Linked DNA regions of Mus musculus: region 1 is linked to region 2. A link is a loop called in an ENCODE intact Hi-C map of the cell type or tissue named here. Cell type or tissue: heart. All regions are shown on one strand. Each heading gives the region's core, and the rest is flanking DNA. Links, peaks and the distances in the headings are about the cores only. Region 1 has its middle 150 kb from the start of Kcnq5. Region 2 overlaps Kcnq5 (potassium voltage-gated channel, subfamily Q, member 5).

Evidence for each region. Peaks named below come from ENCODE experiments on the same cell type or tissue, not always from the same donor. Only the 100,000 strongest peaks of a DNase experiment are listed, where the experiment ranks them.
Region 1: a loop joins it to region 2, with 16 times the contacts of the local background. A loop is called at or near these places in 2 of 42 quality-filtered maps.

The regions. Positions count from the first base shown.
Region 1 is chr1:22,109,409-22,119,803 of GRCm38, forward strand. No RefSeq gene overlaps it. Among named protein-coding and RNA genes, the nearest start is that of Kcnq5, 150 kb to the left of the region's middle. In heart, for the core only: no CTCF peak of the experiment used is centred there; no DNase peak of the experiment used is centred there.
Region 2 is chr1:21,404,858-21,415,252 of GRCm38, forward strand. It overlaps Kcnq5 (potassium voltage-gated channel, subfamily Q, member 5), which reads right to left. Exons shown (of 14, transcript NM_023872.3): 12 at 936-1,067; 13 at 75-201. Among named protein-coding and RNA genes, the nearest start is that of Khdc1b, 26 kb to the left of the region's middle. In heart, for the core only: a CTCF peak has its summit at 6,540 (motif pointing right); no DNase peak of the experiment used is centred there; H3K27ac peaks cover 348 bases.

The sequences.
Region 1 (10,395 bases), core at 704-8,703, 700 kb after region 2:
TTTCATGGCTGTAACTTGGGACACACTGTTTATCCATATTCAAATGACAAGTGCTAACAACTGGAGAATTAAAATTTCCCTCACTAAATCTTTTGAGAACTTCTTTGATTTTGAGGTTGTTGTTGGTAGTGGTTTCATTTGTGCTGTGTATGTATGAAAAGATGTTCATATGGATGCGCCTTCATGTGGATGCCCATGATTGCCATGTACAGAATTTTCTTTAAGGGGCTTTTCCATTGCATTCATGAGGTAGGGTCTGTCAGGCCTAAAGCAAGTCAATGTGGCGAGTCTCCTAGCCTTGTGAGCAAGCTTGCACTAAGATGCCCTGTCTTCATTTTCTGAGGCTGGAATTGCAGCCTAGCTGTCACATCCACCCAACATTTCAGGTCCTCATGATCATGTGGCAAGTGTTTAGCCATTGACCACCTACCTCCTAGGTCCATCTTCTAGAATATTTCATTCATTGATGTTACTGTGGCATTCACAAACCTGGGCATATGCCCTCCCCCTCCCTCTCCATCTGGTATCAACAGATTTCTAGATGTCTCCAACTTGTGAAAAGGAAAGATTCAAAAAGGTTTTTAAATGATTAATTGGTTTAATGTAGCAGCTTGAAAAGTAGCCACATATCCTATCAAAATAATTGCAGTATATTTGTTAAAGGGTAACATTCTGGGAAAATGCACATAGCTTAAAAATCAAGCAAGAGTCACCCCATATGGTGCTGCCAAGGAATGAAGGTTTTCTAAAAATACCTGGACATAAAGCAACTTTTCATATGGTACTATATTTCAGAGATGAACTTGCTGATGGTGTGTATTTATGCTCAGATTTGAAAACTAAACTTGTGGGCAGCTGGTAGAATGAAGACATTTAAGAGAGACACAGTCCCTATGGCAGCCATGTTCTGTGAAGTAAAGACGGGTACATGCTCACTTCCCCTGTCCCAACACAAGGCCCAAATGCCTCACAAACCTTTGCTTTTGTATCTTGTTCTTCTGAGACTGATACAACAGCACTTCTTATTATTTTTGCAAAATTGCTCAGTGTAAATAGGATATGGGAACTAGCATCAGGCCTTAACAGGAGGGTTTTATCTGAGGCCAGACACAATCACTTATTCCTCCTTTCATTCTTAGTGGTAAGGAAATATTTGTAGTTTCTTCTGTGATTGAACAAGACCATCTTCATAGATTTTTAATAGTCTGTTACTGAACACTAACTCTGCCTCACTAGTTCTTCTCTGAGAAGATTCTTCAGATTTAACACAAATTGAATAATTAGCCCACACACATAAAATACACATATGTGCAATCACACACAAACATACTCATATACATATACATACCCACACCACACATATACACAGTCACATACACGCAGACACACACTACACACATATACACACGTTCACACAAAGACACACATGTGTACACACATGCACACATATACACACACAGCAGACACACATAAACACACATGAGCACACACTTATACACACATGTACACACAAACACACATATATACACACATGTCTTAATAAAGTGATGGGCAAAGTTGCTCCTCACACCACAGATGCTTCCCTCTCGCCTTGCTTTTGGAAATGCACCAAGTATTAATAATACACTTGTCAATGCTCTTACATGTCTCTAAGACACTCTGACTTTACACCAAACCCATCCTTACTGGGTTTATGGGGGCGTTATATAGACAACTATTATGTAGTAAAAAATTTCTGATGGAGACATAGCTCTATAAACACAGATTGCTGAAGGTACCAGAGCAAAAAAAAATAAATGATTGTCATGGTTTGCACTCAAACAAGTAAATTGAAAGGCATACAGCCAAATCATGGTTATTTAGGAAATTCACAGTCTTCGCCAAGATACTATAGTAGTATAGGATGCTGACTAAAGCAAGGTTGTTTCTGGATAATTGGTAAATTGTCAGCCTCATCCAAATGATCAGCAGTAAGGGAGATTTTATTAGAAGCAATCTAGGACCTGCTAAAAGCCATGACTAGCATACAAATCAAACCCTTTTCTTCTTTTAGGGAGGTGAAATGATCTGCAACTATCAAACATTTTCAATGAAAATCAATTTTAAAATCCAAATTTAAAGCTTGGGGAAATGGTTTGGCTGGCAATGTGTTTGATGTGCAATTATTACTCTTATTCTCAGCATGTATGAAAAGAACAAAACAACAAACAAGAACAGACAAACAAACAAACAGCCAGGCATGGCAGCATGTAGCTAAAGTCGTACTGCTTTAAGGTGTAGACAAGAGAATCTCCAGGCTCACTTGGGTAGCTAATCTTACCTGATTGCTGAGCTCCAGGTTCAGTGAGAGAACTTGTCTCAACAGATAATATTGAGAACAGTAGAAAACATAATCTCTAGTGGTGTGTTAATTGTGTGTGTCCCCACAAACCTATTTGCCTACACATGAACACATGCACCCCACAACACACACACATGCACAAAAATAATTTTAAAGAAAATTGGTAATATTTCTTTGAAAACTAAAATTCTTTCCTACATGCATACCAGATTCCTCGTAGAAATGTAATGAGCCCATTACACTGAGCTAAGTCATCCACTAAAACACACCATAGAAACGAAAGTCTGTCTCTGGGAAAATCATTTGTAGTGAGAAGTGAAGTTCGAAGCTTTGAAGCTGGAAACAGTATTTGCAGACCTGAACAGGAGACCAGAGAATCTCATTTCTTTGCTCAGCGATCTGGGTAGACAAATCACTTTTCACCCCCATGGCCAGGGATCATGTGTCCAGGTTTATGTGAGATATGCATGGTAGTGAAGAACACCATGAAGGACACATTGTGGAACATTATAGCTTGTCTCCCATGTGGTTGATGAACTGGCAGCCAGACCCTTGAACCAGTTAACCAGGCCATGTCAGTGCTTGATTGATGCTGCTCATCTACTTGTTAACTTAAGGGTTCTTCAGTGATGCTTAGCTTATTTTATCTCTCATCCTTCTTCATTTCTATGTTGTGTACCATGGAAACACCATATTATATAGAAAGGCATGAAGCCGGCTTCCTTGCTTAGGAAGGAAAATAAGAACAAGTATGAAAGCAAACAAAGAAACAAAGAAACAAAAACACTCCACATTATTGATCTAATGATGAATAGTGCTGATAAGGATGAATAATAAGTTTTCCATAGATACACTCGGGATTGTCTAGCTCTCATTCATCATACTACGATGAAATGTATAGTGTTTGTTATGCCAGCCTAGTAATTCTCTCCATTTAGCTAATGAAGAGACAGAAATCTGAAAGTTTAAGTGACTCGGGAAGTTAAACTATTATAAACCACTGATGATTTAGTTTGAAATCATACCACATGCTCCAGAGTTGTCTTTCTGACCCTGCATGCAAGCTGTAGCAGCAAGGTGTCCTCTGACATGCTCACATGCTACAGCATACATACTCCCTTTGTAGCAGCCACTAAGTGCTTTTCCTTTTAAAGTTGTGAAAACCCAGTTGTCCTATTTCTCTTTGGTATCCCTACTGAATGTGAATTTAAGAAAATGATAGGTCTAATGACCCAATATCCAGCTGGAGAAATGGCTCAGTAATTAAGAGCACTGTCTGCTCTTCTAGATGTCCTGAATTCAACTCCCAGCAACCATGTGGTGGATCAGAACCATCTGTATTGGGATTCGATGCCCTCTTCTGATGTCTGAAGAGAGCAACAGTGTGCTCATATGCATAAGCTAAGGTCCTTCAAGTACCTCATAATGCATTAGTTAAAATTCTTTCTCTGGGTTCCAGAATCACCAAACACAAATTTTACTAAATAAGAACTACAATTTCTGCTCCTTCAGAAAGGGGTTAGCTTATTTTTGTTATTGGTTATGTGTTTGAGTGTCTGTGTGGGGGTATGTAGATATGCTTACAGTTTCTCATGGACGGTATCAGTTCTTCTAGAGCTAGAGTTCCATGTGTCTGCAAGATGCCTAATATGGGTACTGGGAATCAAACTCAGATCCACTGGAAGAACAGCAAGGACTTTTAACCACTGAGCCATCTCTTCTCTGCCACCAATAGGAGACACTTTTTTTTTAAAGCTTGAATAGTAATACATAGAATAGTAATACAGAGTTTGGAAACTCTGGTTTATGAAAACTGCCCTCTGAGGCTCCATGACAACGAATGGCTTCCTCTCTTTTTTAATTTACCACTGTCTTCGGTGGGCATATAGAGTTGAGTCTAGGATGGCTTTTCAAAATCTTTACCATAATGCAGCACTATACATTTGAAAAATCGCATCTTAAACAAATCATTTGATGCAAGCCCTTGAATCTTTCCTTGTTACATTTGCTAGGATTGTCCTAAGGTTCTACAAAATAAAGTTCTTATTAAAATTTCTTGTAAGCAACTCCATATAGATGATAGATAGATAAATAGATAGATGGATAGATGATAGATAGATAGATAGATAGATAGATAGATAGGCAGATAGATGACAGATAGGTAGAGATAGAGATATTAGATATAGATATATAAATATAGATTAGATATAGATATGACATGATTTAGTTTCAATTACATTGGATGGAAAGCACCATAAACACCCCAGCTCTAACATATTATTACTTCAGAACAGATGTTTCCATGACAATTTATAAAAACTTGATTACATTTTAATTTGGTAACAAGATGTGGCAATGAGCTATAATGAAAGCTGACATTCGTGGCTTTATTACTACAATGCTTGGTGATGTTGGTGATGTCATTATTGTTCCTGTAGATAATTGCATCTTGACGTTTGCTTTTGAAATCTTTGTGGCATTTTGTTTTCAATTAAAATGTTTTAAATTATTTAAGTAAATGGAAGCCAAGCTTTGTGTGTTCTTTACTAAAACAGTCAGATTTTAAACTAAAGCTAACTTTTAAAATTCTTACTAGAAAGGACTAAAAGCATTTATTGTTAGTACACGGTAGCAGGTATAGGCAATAGTTAATTTCTCACTGAAGACTTCCTTTCACAGAATCCAGTCTCATTGACGTGGCTCTGATTTCTGTGTTGGTTGTACACGACAGTACAAGAACTTGGCTATTTCCTTGATAAGATGTAAAGGATAGTAAAATATCAGACATCAGTGATTATTCCTTCAGTTTGGGGAGTGAACAGCCTTTGTTAACACGAGGCTTTAATTTGCATTTAATTAGTAACATTAATATCTTAAGTGAAATGACTACATACAATTAATTCAGTAAAATGCTTACGCATGCTGTAGTGTAAAAGTGCAAGGCTTTTCTATTCCCTCCCTTGTACCAGAATACTGACACAGAGACCTATAATATTTATTATTAAACTTCAACTACTATAGCTGGAGAGAGATGCATCTATTCTTAGCCAACTATGCTGCCTACTACCCAGCCATGTGCCCTGTTACCTGCCATTTTAATCTCGCCCAGGCCTCGTACTTCATCTGTCCTCATGGGGACTCCATCATGGTCACAACCCCATGGCCACTCTCTCACAATCTCTTGATTCACTTTACCCCGGACCCCCTCATTGGAATTGGAAGTCTTGTCTTAATTCTTCTCCCTAGCTATAGAAAGATCAGGTTTTTCTTAACCAATTAGAAGTGATGGAGAACAATGTTTCACAAAATACTGTCAGGAAATGGTTCTTTATAATGATGATACCAAAATTTAAACTGTACCCAGATCTCTGGGTACAAAAATGAGCATTCAAATACACAGTATACAAAAATATCCCCAACATCATAGATTTGTTGTTGTTGTTGTTGTTGTTGTTGTGTTGCTATTGCCTGCTGCTGCTGTTAGACAAGATCTTACTTTGTATCCTGGACATGTTTTCAGCTCTCTGTGTAACCAAGGCTGCCTTCCATATCAAATTGATCCTCCTGTTCAATCTTCCCAGTGAACTTCACTGAGCCACTATGGTCTGATGAAATTTTCATCATTTAACAAATAAGGTTTCAAAGTATATTGGCTTCTGTTGCTTATGATCTTGGGCTTGCTTCTTACTATATGGTTATCTCTGGGGTTAGCTATCCTGGGTGTCTCTATCTGGGGCTTGGTTCCTATGTCCTCGGGTTGCAGCAGATCTCCAATATACTTTGACACCATCAGAACTCAGCTCTCCCACCACAGCAAGCTCTGGATACCCCCGAGACACCTGAAAAGCGTGTTGCTGACCTAAACTCCCATCTCATGAAGATAATAGAGATCTTTAAGGAGGATATATAGGTTCATTTTTCTTTTCTGAAATAGCGTGGTGACACTTTTTTCTTTAATTATGTCTTGCTCTGTAACCCAGACTGGCCTCACACTCATGATGCTGCTTCAGCTTCCTGCCCAAGTCCTGGGGTTACAAGCATGCAAAACCATGCTCATTGTGACATGTGGCCTTTAAGCATTAATAGCCACACACTAGGGCCTGGAGATATGGTTCAGTGATTAAGAGCACTGCTGCTCTTCCAGAGATCTGAGTTCAATTTCCAGGAATCATATAGTTGCTCACCATCTGCAATGGGATCCCATGCCCTCTTCTGGTGTGTCTGAAGACAGCAGCAATAAACTCATATACATAAAACAAAGAAATAAATCTTAAACAAAAACAAAAAACACTAACAGCTTGAATCATTACAACATTAGCAATATATTTATTTCTTAATTCATTCGCTCATTTTGGTATTGATAGGGAACAAATCCACTGCTTTAGGCATGTGTTCTACCATAAGGCTGTATTCCCAGCCTCCCAGTGTCTTTCATAGGTATTATATATCTTGACTCCATTCAGGGTTCTATTCTCATAAGATCTGGGATTGTTCCTCACAGTTAGCCAGAATCCTTTCCCTCAAAATTGAACTTATTGATTTTAACATTACTCCCTTATGTCAAACAAAATTTATCTCATAGTCAAACACCATTATTTTCCTCCTTATAAGAATAGAGAATAGGAAGGAAGGTATATGTAAAAAATATGCTATGGAAAAAACTGCACTAAAACAGGATTCATAAGTGCAATCATGCTGCCATATATAAAATAATATTAATTTTGTTTTTGCAAAAATTTACTAAGCATTGGTGTGTGTGTGTGTGTGTGTGTGTGTGTGTGTGTGTGTATGAAAGGTTGAAGGCATGCATATTCCATTACTTTTGTGTGGAGGTCAGAGAACATGTTTGTGGAGTCAGCTCTCTCTCTCTTTTAACCTTCATTTGAATTCCAGGAATTAAACTCAGGTTGCCAAGTTTGCTGGGCACTGAGCCTTTATCCACTGAGCCAACTTGCTGGTGCAAACCATCATTGTGTTAATCTGCCTGGCTTTGTTTACCTGGGTAAAGTGATGATATGTCTGTTTAAAAACACAGTAAAACATTGAAAGTGTTTTCCATTTCTTCCCACGTTAAAGGAAACTGCTAAAAGCACTGGTTGCTTATGAAGTTAGGCTGTAGCAGTTGGGCTACACTGGTAGTACTCAGAGGGGAAAAGGAAAGATTGATGAATTGAAGTCAGGATGAGTGGATTCATGTAGCACCATGTCTAAAGACTGCCCTACGCAACAGCATTAGCAAACAGGAAACCATCAGTGGCAGATCAATCAAACACAATGACTTATTTTTACATTAGGAGAAGATGATTGTTATGTTGGGTAACAAAGCAGAAATCATATCTGGGTGCTGTAGTACAAAGCTGTACTCTCAGATTATCTAAAGGCTGGAGGCAACAGCATATGTCTATGGGTTCAAGACCAGCCTGGGAAACATAATTAGACATTGATCAGAACAAAACAAAACAGAAAGAAGCCAGAATGTTACGATAAAGATATGAGAAAATGTAAGAGGTCTGAATTCACAGTTGTATGTTTGAGTTTCAGAGTTACATTGTACAACTCTTGCGTACAGTTATTTGGTTAAGTTGTCATGAGTTCAGTGAGTAGGGAGCAGACATATCTGCCAAGAGAACTCCTGTGGCTTAGGCTGGGTTTACAGAGAGAGAGTCCAAGTGGTCAAATGGAATTTTCTACTGATTAGAATCCACCAGGTGTCTTTTGTTTTACAGTACTTAAAGGGTTCTGGAAAGCCTTTTGGAAGGTGTTTGACATAACTAGTGATCTAGAAAACATACTATACTCCGTGTGGGGGCGGGGTATGGAGTGTTTCAATAGAGAGCAAAGACTGAGAGGGAGTCAGAGTGAGTGATATCTTCTGTTTCATACAGAAGGTGGATTTTAGTTACAGTGATCTGTTTTAGAAGAATCCTCCTGACTCACTGTGAGGAATGGTTACTGGAAGTGTACAGGCATCCTTGAAGAGGGACACGGTGGATTTACATGGTTATAATTAAGGGAAGGCAGAAACCCAAGGAGGAGCATAATCGGGGGATGTTATCTAAACATTACTTGACTTTGAGTAACCAAGCTTGGCTAGGAGTAGAGATTTTGAAAAGTGTATTATAAGAATAAAGTTAGCTTTCCAGAGTAAGGAGATGGCTTTTAAGGATGAGAATCATTTTTGGATCCGCAAAAGTCAAATGAATAGCAGGTAGATGTAGGTGCCCACCTGTAATTCCAGCCTTGGAAGCTGGAGGCAGGAACCCCAGAGCAAGCTGTCTCTCCAGACCTGTCTGCATTTGATTAAGAGACATGCCTTAGTAACTAGGGAAGAAAAAAAGATCAAGAATGATTCCCCAAATCAAACTAGGGCTTCCATGTACAAGTCCACCTATGTGCAAGCATGTACTAGCACACACACACACACACACACACACACACACACACACACACACCAGGGTGGGGAGAATGCACACACACATGAGTCAATGCTACATTCACAGAAATGGAATAAAAATGAAGATAACATTTATGTGATGAAAAGCTACATAGGATTATAGGATATATATTTTGAACAGTGGCTTGATTTCTTTTTCTTTTTCTTTTTTTAATAAACCCTCATGTAGCCAGGCTTGACATGAACATGCTACGCTATGTAGTCCAAGCTGGTGTCAAACTCCTGATCCTGAACCTCCTTTCTCCACCTCCCAAGTGACAGGATTAGAAGTGTACATTGCCACATCCAGTTTGTGAAGTGACAGTAATGAAATTTGAGTTGGGACCTTGTGGGTTGTAGGCAAGTGTTCCACCAATTAAGGTATGCCGCCAATCTTAATAGCTTAACTCTTATGAACTGCAGTTCACTGTAATTTGAAACGACCTTGCCACCAGTGCAACGAAAAGATTTTAGAGTTCTCTACCCCTGCAGGAAAGAAAGCAGTAACTGTGTAAATGACACTTCTGCCTGACAAGGGCTTAAGAACTGGAAACTGAAGAAAAAAAAAATAACACACTCCTTGGGAATTAAGAGAAAGTGATAAGTGAGGGATCCTTGGTAAAGAACAAAATGGAATAATGAGAAATTGTTCCAAGCCTCGAAAACACTTAGACTGGGAGACAGAGCTTTCTCCTCCTAACCTTTCATATTCCCATTGCAAGAGGAAAACACTTTGAGTCCTAAGCCTGTCTGATTCTTTTGAAGTAGCATTGCTTACATGAACAAAGTGATTGTAAGATCTCTTCTATGTAAAGTGGAAGAGAAACTTCCTTTTTATAAGTAACATCTGAAATGCACTGAAAGTCGCTCTAACTTCAAGGCGATTAGTAATCAATTCTCCTAAGGAGCCATATTTCAATCTGTTCTCTTTAAATATCCTGCTTGCTAATAGCTTCCTCTTTATAATCACAATTATATCCTTCCCAAGAGGCTCGGGGGAATGCAAGGGGAAAGTTATCTGGGAACTTGAAATTCTTCTTCTTAAATATTTCCTAGCTACTATCAGTCACTGTCACATCTACTGAAACAAACTCTAGTCTGTTCTTTGCCAAACAACTCCCACAATGAAGTTTTGGTGCCTGACTGTTAGGAAGATAAACTAATTTTGAGGCAATGTGTTCACGTTCATCATTTTGCCTTAATACACAGTCATTAACTCAGTTCATCAACAGAAATAAGTGCAGACAAAATAAAAGCAATTGCTAGGAACACTATTTTTTTTCTGCTGTCTTAGCTTGGCTCTCAGTGCTGAACTTGAACTGGTAACATAGGGAGGGGTTTCTTTTCTTAACCCAGGTAGACTGACTATGTCTCCTTGGAGACAGGCAAATTCACTGGAGAGAAAAAGTAGTGGGGAAGCAGAAGGATTCTTTTGGTTTTGTAGGCTTGTTACCATTTAGGGAACCAGGCACAGATGGGGGTAGACCGCTGATATCATTGGAAAGACTGCTTTTGGGGTCTTGGGCTCAGTTCACAGAGTAGAAGCCAATTGTTCAAGCTGGGGAGATACTGTCCTTCTGTTGGGGGTGATTGATGTGTTGTATATAGAGCTAAGAAAACA
Region 2 (10,395 bases), core at 1,560-9,559:
GAATATTAACACTGAAGTTGCAGATACTCTGCCTTGATGAATGAATCCCAGCTGAAAGTGGGGCTGAGCCCTACCTGTTTCTCAACCTTCACAACCCGGGCGAGCATGCTGGGGTCATCTGTTGTCTCGTGTTCTGCTGTTATTTTCTCTCGGCTCTTCTTATCTGACGTCATTTGTCCTTTTCCAAGAATTTGATCAACGCTGCCAGACAAAGAAGATTTCTGGTTATAGGCACTAAATATATATGTGTGTGTATGTGTCTGCTACTTGTGTGCGGGTCCCTTTGGAAGAGTCAGATTCTCTGAGAGCCGGGGTTCCATGCAGTTGTGGACCACCTAACATTGGTGCTGGGATTTGAACTCAGGTCCTCTGGAGGAGCAGCAAGTGTTCTTAGTTAAGGCACCTCTCCAGCCCCTGATGGTTCTTTTAACACAGCATTACATATGATCAAATATGAAATCACGTAGGAAGGAGCGTCTAGAGGGAAACTGTCCAAACAAAATAACGTCTCCCTTGGACCTGTCAGTTCTGAGTTCTACCAAAAAAGCCATGAAATCGTAACTCTGATGATTTTACACTGATAGAACAGGCTCAGTGAGGATTTGTTTGATACCTGATATGTGGGCAATAAGCAAGTAAGGAAGCTATGGTTTTTTTGTAAAGTGTTCTACTGAGCTGCCATGTTAGCCTATCATTAACATTGACTGATTAGCCAGTGCCAAGGATACTACGTGTTACAAACTACACTGACTAGTCAATAGTTGGCTCAACCCTACGAGGTACCACTAACCTTCTCTCCATTTACGAAAAGAAGAATACAATCTATGTTAAAAGGCAACCACCCTGTTGCTTACCGAACAAGAGTCGGAAATACAGAATCGAAAGGTTTTGTGTATTGTAGGAAATACCAGATAGTTTCCATGCCCATTGCTTACCGTGTCTGAAGGCTTTTTATTCTACAAAGCATGTCCAGGTGACCAGCAGAGTATTGTTCAATGACATCTTTTACATCATATGGGCGTAATGTTTCCTTAAACTTCCGCTTTGCAACATGAAACTTCATAATTCTGTATCAATACATAGTGAATATTATTGCCCACAACTTGGTCAAAATAAGTTTCTATACATTTGTCAGCAAATACAACAACACAATAAATCTCCTAGTGTACAGATCCACAAGCCCACTTACTCTAGAGGCCAAGGCAGAAAGACTGCGAGCTCAAAACCTGCCTTGCTTCCATGGCCAGCCTGGAAAACTTAGCAACATCCTGTCTCAGGATGAAAAAAGACCAAAGATACAACTCAGTGTTAGGAGACTTGCTTAGCATATGCAATGCTGCCTTAGGTTGTTAAATATATACACACATGAAACTCCTGGAAGCAAAAATCATGTATTAAATTATTTTATGCTCCTACAGTAATGCAGTATAAAAGCCAGAGTTTAAAGAGGGCATTATTAAGAATATTTCATGTGAGACACACAGCATAGCAACACACACTATGAAAGAAACTAAATATTAAGTGTTATATCTGTTTAATACTCATTGAAATCTCCAATTAAAACTAGAGTCAAATGCAATTCTTTGTGACCACAGACATTCAAGATACATTACGATCAAAATATAAGATCTTAAAAATAGAGCATACTGCATAAATGCATAAATGATGCATTTATGAAAACTGTTTGTCATACAAGGATGAGGAAACCTGAGTTTGGATCTCTGGCATTCATGTAAAGATACTGGTTCTGGTGGCATACACCTGTAGTCTCAATGCTGGGGGGAGTGGAGGCAGCTGGATTCCTGGGGCTGACTTGCCGGCCAGCATAGCTAGATTGGTGAGTCAGGATTAGTGAGAGATTCTATCTCAAAAGATAGGGTGGAATTTGAGGAAAGCATTTGATCTGAACTTTATGTGCACTCACATGCACATCTGTACGCACACATACATGCCCACATAGGTACATACACACAGTGAGACAAATACACACACACACACACACACACACACACACACACACCACTCTCAAGCAAGCCTTCCTCCATAAACAGAATAGTTGTCCAAGTGGTCTTTTATGAAATTACATCTTCCTTCCTCCCTCCCTTCTTCCTTCCCTTCCCCCCCTCCTTCTTTCTATTTTTCTCTCTTTCTGCATACATATATGCCACAACCACATGTGGAGTTAGAACACAACCTAAAGTAGTCCATTCTCTCTTCCAATCATGTGTATCCCAGGGGTCAAATTTAGGTTGCCAGGCTAGGTTGCAAGCATCTTGTATGCATTTTTGAGATGCAAGTATGTTTGCAAATCTCAAAATAATGCATACTAGTTTTGAATTTGTAAAAATTTCCGTAAACTATTTCTGCATATAGTTTTGGATTAGCTAGCCACTTTTTCTTTTTAAGCACAATTATCAATGAAACTTGGATATAAACATTTTTTTAAGGGATAAGAGTTCATTCATTAGAAAGCTCCCATTAGCCCGAGCCCCAGATTTTAAAGTAGTATTTCACCAGTCACTTTCATGATGCCATCAAGTAGCTCATTTGGTTTGGTAATTAGTGACTGCAATAGTGTCATAAAGCGCCTGCTAAAGGCAAAGGAGTGTGACATTTTAATTAATCTGTGCAGCCTCATAGGTGGTAAATGTTAAACCTGATGGTGTTTTTCAGCTATTAAATAGCTCACTGATCCCTATTACAACAGTCATGGATTCCAGACAGGGAACTAGGCTCTGTTCTAAAAACTAAAATTTATGATGCTTTGGTCAAAAGTGGAAAGATTAGAGTTTAGAGAGAAACTATCTATTACCTATCTGATGTGATAGGTTAGCTGACTGAATCCAAGTTGTTTAGTAGTTTAAAAAACCCCCAACTCTATCTTCTAATTGTATCTTTAACCTCAAATTATTTATATCCTAATTACTGTTGAATCACTCATCCACAACATCCTAGCTCTTTACCATATTTTTCAACATCAATATTCTTATTCAGAAAAGGGATTCTGTGTTTGTTTCTTCTTTTCCTCCTCCTCTTCCTCCTCCTCCTCCTCCTCTTCCTCCTCTTTCTTCCTCCTCCTCCTCTTCCTCCTCCTTCTTCCTCCTCCTCTGCTTCCTCCTTTTATCTTTTTCTTTTTAAATTTTATTTATTTATTTATTTGTCTTTTCATAACATAGCTTCTCTGTAAAAGCTCTGGGTGCCCTGGAACTCAGTTTGAAAACCAGGCTGGTCTTGAACTCACAGAGATCAGCATGCCTTCAGCCTCCAGAATGCTGGGATTAAAGGCACATGCTCTATCAGACTCAGTAATCTGTTTGTTTGTTTGTTTGTTTGTTTTCTTAAAACCGCTTAGGCAAGATTTTTCAGTAAAAAGTAAAGAAAGTCTGGCGCTGGGGAACCTTGGTTTTGAAGGTCTAGATGCCGAGTATGTATTCACATACAAACTGAGGCACAGCTGGGGCTCCAGGTTCAGTGAGAGATCCTGCCTCAAAAAACCAATCCATAGAGGAAGCCATCAAATGTCAATCTCTGACCTCCACCCGCACATATCCCTCTATGTAGCCACTCACATGAACATGTATACACACACGTGTGTGCATAGTGCATTCACGATGCCTTAGCTTCAACAGGACTGGAAGAGATGGTCTTTTCTGCTTTATACATATTTTGTGAAGCAGAAATACAAAGATCTTAGACTGTCTTCCTCGCCTCCCCCACATAAGCAACCATTACACAGCAAAGCAGGATCCCACTCAGGTCTTCCTGGCTCCTGCTTTAGACCTTAACCTCCCATGCTGACAGTGATGATCACTGCGGTGTTCCAAACTGAGTCTGCATCTCCATTGCAGTGACCTGGATGGGAGCATTCAGTATGATCCCCTGGATGCTCAGCTGGGTGGTAAGGGTACAAGGTTGAACAAGACATAGACAGCTCTTGCCCTCTTCGATGGCTCTCTAATAGTCCCACCTTTCTGGATGTCTCACAAGGCGCTAAGCAGTTTATCTGCACCACACCACTTCGAAACTAACAATTCCCCACCTTGCTCTTGGAGTCAGGGGAGAGCTAGAGTTGGAGTAACCCAGTCCAAGGTCATTCACCTGTTAAGTGGTAAGTTTTTGTGGATGCCAAGGCTCATGGTCTAGCAATCCAGAGAGCTCCCTCACAGGGAGGATTGGAGGCAAGAAGCTTCATAACTATAACGCAGCTTGTCCAGGCTAGTCATGTGATCTCTAACACTCGCACAAGTGAATCTACAGCAACATCCACAACTTCATCCATCGTCATCTCAAAAGATTCCTTCTTTCCCTAACCCTACTGATTGCAATATTTTCCTTTTGAACAAATGCAGGGGTTGCCCGCTTATTTATATCTCCATTTTAGTATACACACAATATTCTTGATGTGGTCTGACATTTTACTTTTTACTTTGAAATATATTATCTCCCAGAGAGCAGAGATTAGGCCATTTTCTGGTTACCTAGGGGATCAAATGAAGTTCAAGGCTTAATAATTTAAACCATAGGAAGAAACGAGATTGTTGAAAATTAAGGAATTAACTTTTTTTTTTTTTTTTTTTTTTTTTTTTTTTTTGGGGGTCCCTGGTAACCCTGCCTGTCCTGGAACTCACTCTGTAGAGCATGCTGATCTTGAACTCACAGAGATCTGCCTACCTTTGCCTCCTGAGTGCTGGGATTAAAGGCATGTGCCACCATATCTACCTTGAGGGAAACGTCTTAAGAAAAGCTATTCAATTATGAATTTGAGAGGTCTTTCAATTATTCATTGACTTGCCTTTCCAAGACCATTGTATTTAAGATACAAAGAAGATGACTTTTATCTGTCAGAATAAGAGAAGGAAGAGAGATCTGGGGTTTGTGAAGTCCTGGGTTGGTGGGTAGAGGGTGAAAGCTGATTTTGTGTCTTGGGCTAGCCTGCAAATTCTGTCTTAATTGTCTCTACATAGGTGGGTGTAAATACAGAGAAACTTAAAAACCCAGATAAAGGGCAAGACGTAATTCGAGGTGAAAGGGTAGCAGGTGAAAGTCGTGTGTCCTGCAGGTCCTATGGTTTCTGGAGAAAACAGACAAACAAATGCAGCTATGACCCAGTGACCCCAAATTTGCACCAAATGAACTTTGGGTAAGAGTTTTGACTTAGCTGTTGTTTCCCATCCCTGCTTTAGATAAGAACTATGAGGGGTGGCCAAGAAACCAGGAATAAATGAAAGTCTATGAAATGGGTTGTCAAAGAGGTCAAAGACTTTGGGGGCCTCTTCCTTGTTTACCAAAAGAAGTGGTGATAGTTTGTGCATTATCTAGGGGTGGGGGAAATGTTTGGGGACATTGCCCCAGGTTAAAATTAGAGCCTTTAAAATATATTTAATAATTAGGGTGATGATAATATTAGACTGTACTTCTTAATACACTCGGAGAGAGGTGTATAATTACTTTGCAGATAAGGACCCGTAGTACAAAGAGAGGCCAAGTCGCTTGGCCCATACTTAAAGAACTATCAAGCATGGGATAGGAATGAGTCAGCTTGACTCCAGAGTTAAGCCCTTAATTATTATTATTTTTTTTATTATGTATTTTCCTCAATTACATTTCCAATGCTATCCCAAAAGTCCCCCCCCCCACTCCCCTACCCACCCATTCCCATTTTTTTGGCCCCGGGGTTCCCCTGTACTGGGGCATATAAAGTTTGCCTGTCCAATGGGCCTCTCTTTCCAGTGATGGCCGACTAGGCCATCTTTTGATACATATGCAGCTAGAGTCAAGAGCTCAGGGGTGCTGGTTAATTCATAATGTTGCACCTACAGGGTTGCAGATCTCTTTAGCTCCTTGGATACTTTCTCTAGCTCCTCCATTGGGGGCCCTGTGATCCATCCAATAGTTGACTGTGAACATCCACTACTGTGTTTGCTAGGCCCCGGCCTAGTCTCACAACAGACAGCTATATCACGGTCCTTGCAACAAACGCTTGCTAGTGTATGCAATGGTGTCATCGTTTGGAGGCTAATTATGGATGGATCCCTGGATATGGCAGTCTCTAGATGGTCCATCCTTTTGTCTCAGCTCCAAACTTTGTCTCTGTAACTCCTTCCATGGGTGATTGTTTCCAATTCTAAGAAGGGGCAAAGTGTCCACACTTTGGTGTTCGTTCTTCTTCAGTTTCATGTGTTTTGCAAGTACAATTTGCAAAGCCCTTAATTATTATACTCTCCTACTGTCTTAATACTTTGGTACTTTGACGTACTAGGGCCTTTTTCACTCACATAACAGGTGCAATAAACCATTGCCAAGTGAATGGCCTATTCTTAATGGCAATTCCTGGCTGGCCTTTGGGGGACAAAGAAAAGGCTGAGAAGTCAGTTATACTTAGTGGAGACTCTTCTTCACACGAACGAGTTGTATCACAGGGCTAATTAATGCAACAGACGATTCCTCAGGTCAGTGTCCTTGGATGCTGTTGGTAATCAAGAGGCGTGGAAAAAACGATCCTGTTGAACAAAACAGATGTACTCCACTAACACCACTAGAGGGTGCTGAAGATTCACCACAGACTCTGAATTGGCACCTCCTCCAGAAACTGGAGAAGCCTGCTCACACATTTTCTGAGAACTAAGGAACTACAGCAAAGTTAAACTCTGGGTAGAATATGTCTATAAATACACACAAACACATGTGTGCTTCTGAGGAGCTAAGGAAATGTAGGTGCATTTGTTGTGTTGCCACAAGTTATAAAATCTCACAAGAGTCTCCTTCCAGTAGCTCTAAATCAGGGTGAAGACATGAATATGCAGCGAGAAGAATCCTGAGAAAACAGAAGCAGCAGTGACTATTGCTGCCACCAACAGATGGATGGTCCGGCCAGCCGCCAAACCGTGCGTGGGGCAGAGAGGGCCCAACTGACTGTGAACTGAAGAGGCGTTTGATTGACTGTGAAGAGAGCACTATTACCCAAGCTTGGCTGCTCTTCGGAATCACCCAGGGAGCTTGGGCTCTGACTCTAATTCTGATTTAATTGGTCTGGGATACGACCCAGAGATTTTTGAATCTTTCTCCTCTTATTTTGAGACAGAATTTCACCATGTTGCCCATGCTGGATTTAAATTCTGAGACTCAAGTGGTCTGAGTACCTGGAAATACAGGCTGTGTAGCTGCCACACGAGACTAGGCATCAATACATACATATGCGTGCGCGCGCGCGCACACACACACACACACACACACACACACACACACACACTTTACTTTGTAGTGCTGTGGATTAAATCCAGGGATTTATGAATACCAGGAAAGTGCTTTTTAGAGCTACACTCCAAGCCGCAGAGATTTAATGACAACCTTGGTCTTGTTTGCCTGCTGTTGTGATAAACACCTGCTTGGATAGGAAATGGATAATTTCACCTTCTAGTCCACCACTGAAGGAAGCCAGTGTAAGACACAAGCCCCTTCAGCCACAGCACTTTCGGACTAGTAAGGCAGCTGGCAAGCAGACAGAAGGCAGCTGGGAGCACAGGTCAATATGAGAGTGCAGAGATGGAGAGTGTTCAGCTAGGCTGGAGGAAATAGTAGCACATGGTTTCTGGAGGTAACAGCCTGTCACAGGGATCCTGTATGTCCACCTCTAAGGCATCTGATCATATATTCCACTGTCTCTAAAATACATGTGCGGTTCCTCTCTGGACATTCTTCCTACTTTGTCTTGGATTCTTGAGGTCCTATGCTCAGCTCTTTTGTATGTCACAGCCTTTCTTCTGAGTTCAGAAAACTCCATTTTCTGATGTTTCAGTTGCCGTGAGAAATGCAGCCTCTAATAACTTTAAAATCAAGGATCCAGGGTGGTGGCGGCATATGCTTGTAGGCAAGCAGATCTCTGTGAGTTCAAGGTCATCCTGATCTACAATGTTCCAGGATAGCAAGGCCTACACAATGAAACCCTGTCTCGATAATAAAATAAATACAAAGAAAGAAAGAAGTCACAAGGACCCCATCCTGGCTTGGTGATGCTTATTCTTGAGTGATAGAGACACTGGATTGACAACCCAAGCCTACCCCAAATTTTCAATTTTTAGACCTTAACTCAAGTTTGGTAGTATTCATGGAGCACACCGAATAGGCAACCAGGTCAACATGATTTGGTAATTTTTGCTCCTCTTGTAAGCATATGTGTTGTTATTCATTATGGTATTTAGTGATATTGTTTTTTTGTTAATATATAAACATAATCAACAATATATACTTTTATTTGTAGGCTAAGTATTTGTTTTTTTTGAAGATCCTGTAAAACAAATTATAGAAACACTCACCTCCGACTCCTCAACTCTTCTTTCATCTCGGGCTGGGGGACTAGTTACTAGGGAAGGCTCAGAGACCTTAGATGGCCTGACTCAGTCTGTCTGCCTTTCTCTTTCTTTTTAGCTTTTGAAAAATATATTTAATGTATGTAAACATTTTCCCAGAATGTATGCATGTGTACTTAGTGTATGCCTGGGGCCTGTGGGAGGTTAGAAGAGGGCACCAGTCCCTCTGGAAGTGGAGTTATGGATAGTTATGAGCCACCATGTAGCTGCTGCATACTGAACATAAGTCTGCAAAAAAAAGGGCTCTTAACCACCAAGTAATCTCTCAAGCCCCACTTTTTAGTAGAGATATACAAACTGGCTTCACTTGTATATAGTCTGTTTAGTGTTCTCAGTAGAGGTTGTAAGCAGGTTGTGGTGGTTCAAATATGCTTGGCCCATGGGAAGTGGCACTATAGGGAGGTGTGGCCTTGTTAGAGGATGTGTGTCACTGTGGGATTGGGGCTTTGAGTTCTCATATAAGTGTGCAAGTCTGGCCAGAGGATCCAGAGTTTCCTTCTGGCTGACTACAGAAGACAGTCTCCTCCTGGCTGCCTGTGGATCAGGATGTAGAACTCTCCACTCCTCCAGCACCATGTCTGCCTGCACACTGCCATTCTTTCTGCGATGATGATAATGGACCAAACCTTTGAAACTGTAAGCTAGGCCTAATTAATATTTGCCTCTCAGTGGAAGAGGATGCACCTAGCCCTGCAGAGACTTGATGTGGCAAGGTAGAGGGAATACATAGGAGCTATTCTCAGAGGAGAAGGGATGGGGAATGGAGGAAGGAATTGTACTGGGGGGGGGTTAATGATGAAGATATAAAATGAATAAATAAATTAAAGGAATGAAAGAATTGCCTTAGTCATGGTGTCTCTTAAAAGCAATGAAAACTTAACTAATGCACAGGTATACCAGTTGGCTGGTTTAGAACATGTTTCCATTTCTGTCAAAAGAGTCTGTCCACCTCCTCCTCCTCCTCCTCCTCCTCCTCCTCCTCCTCCTCCTCCTCCTCTTTTTTTTTGGGGGGGGGGAGGTATCTTTGTGTATCTCTTGACATCCTGGAACTCACTATGTAGACCAGGTTAGCCTTGAGCTCATAGAGATCTGCCTACCTCTACCTCCTGGGCACTGGGATTAAAGGCAAGTGCCACCATGCCTGGCCTAAATTATTATTGTTCTCTAGCTGAGAGTTTACAGAGGATGCTCTGAAGGCTTGGTGAATTTTCTTAAGAAAGGTAGTAAAACTCAAGAAAAATCTTGTAGATCTAATAGTTAACTTGCCTTACAAGGTCTGCTTAACCTTGGTATGGTATCTAAATATGGGGACTTTGTCTTTCTGCATAAACTTTAAAACGTGAAAAGACTAAGTAAAAATGTGCTCACACACTCTATTATCCTTAAATCACTTTGTTCCAGCAACAAAAAGAGGCTCAGTTTAAATTATAACCAAATAAAATGTTAAAAAAAATCTCTGCATGTTATCACACTGTGCCTCCATTAGGAACAGTAGTTTAATTCGTCCTCAATAAAAATTTGGCCACAAGTAATTATCTTCAAAACAAAACCAAAGAATATCCTAGGGAATACATTAGCTGATTTTAAAAACATGTGCTAAATGATCCTTACAACATTCTTCTGGCAGCGCCCTTTACTGTAGAATGGCTGTCAAGAATGTCTTAATAGAGACTGGGAAACAATGAACCACTACCTCTGTTAAAATAACGGAGAAAAGAAAACATCAGCAAGATTAACAGCTCATGATGATTAAACAGCTTGTAGACTTACAAACAACATCAACAAGCACAAAGACAAGTAGAGCCTTTTCTCGGTGGAGTATTTGTATCTGAAATACAGTGAGACTTCAGAAGGACCCACAGTCTAGATTGCATTAGAGGAAGGGGCATGTGTGTCTCTTTGCACAGGTCGAGCAGAAAGAAGACTAGAAGACTGTCATGCAATCTAGGGTGACAGTGGGGTCTGATTTGCATATCCACTTTAGAAAGTTTGACAGGCCATCACTGGCTCTTTGGTGGCTGATCAGATG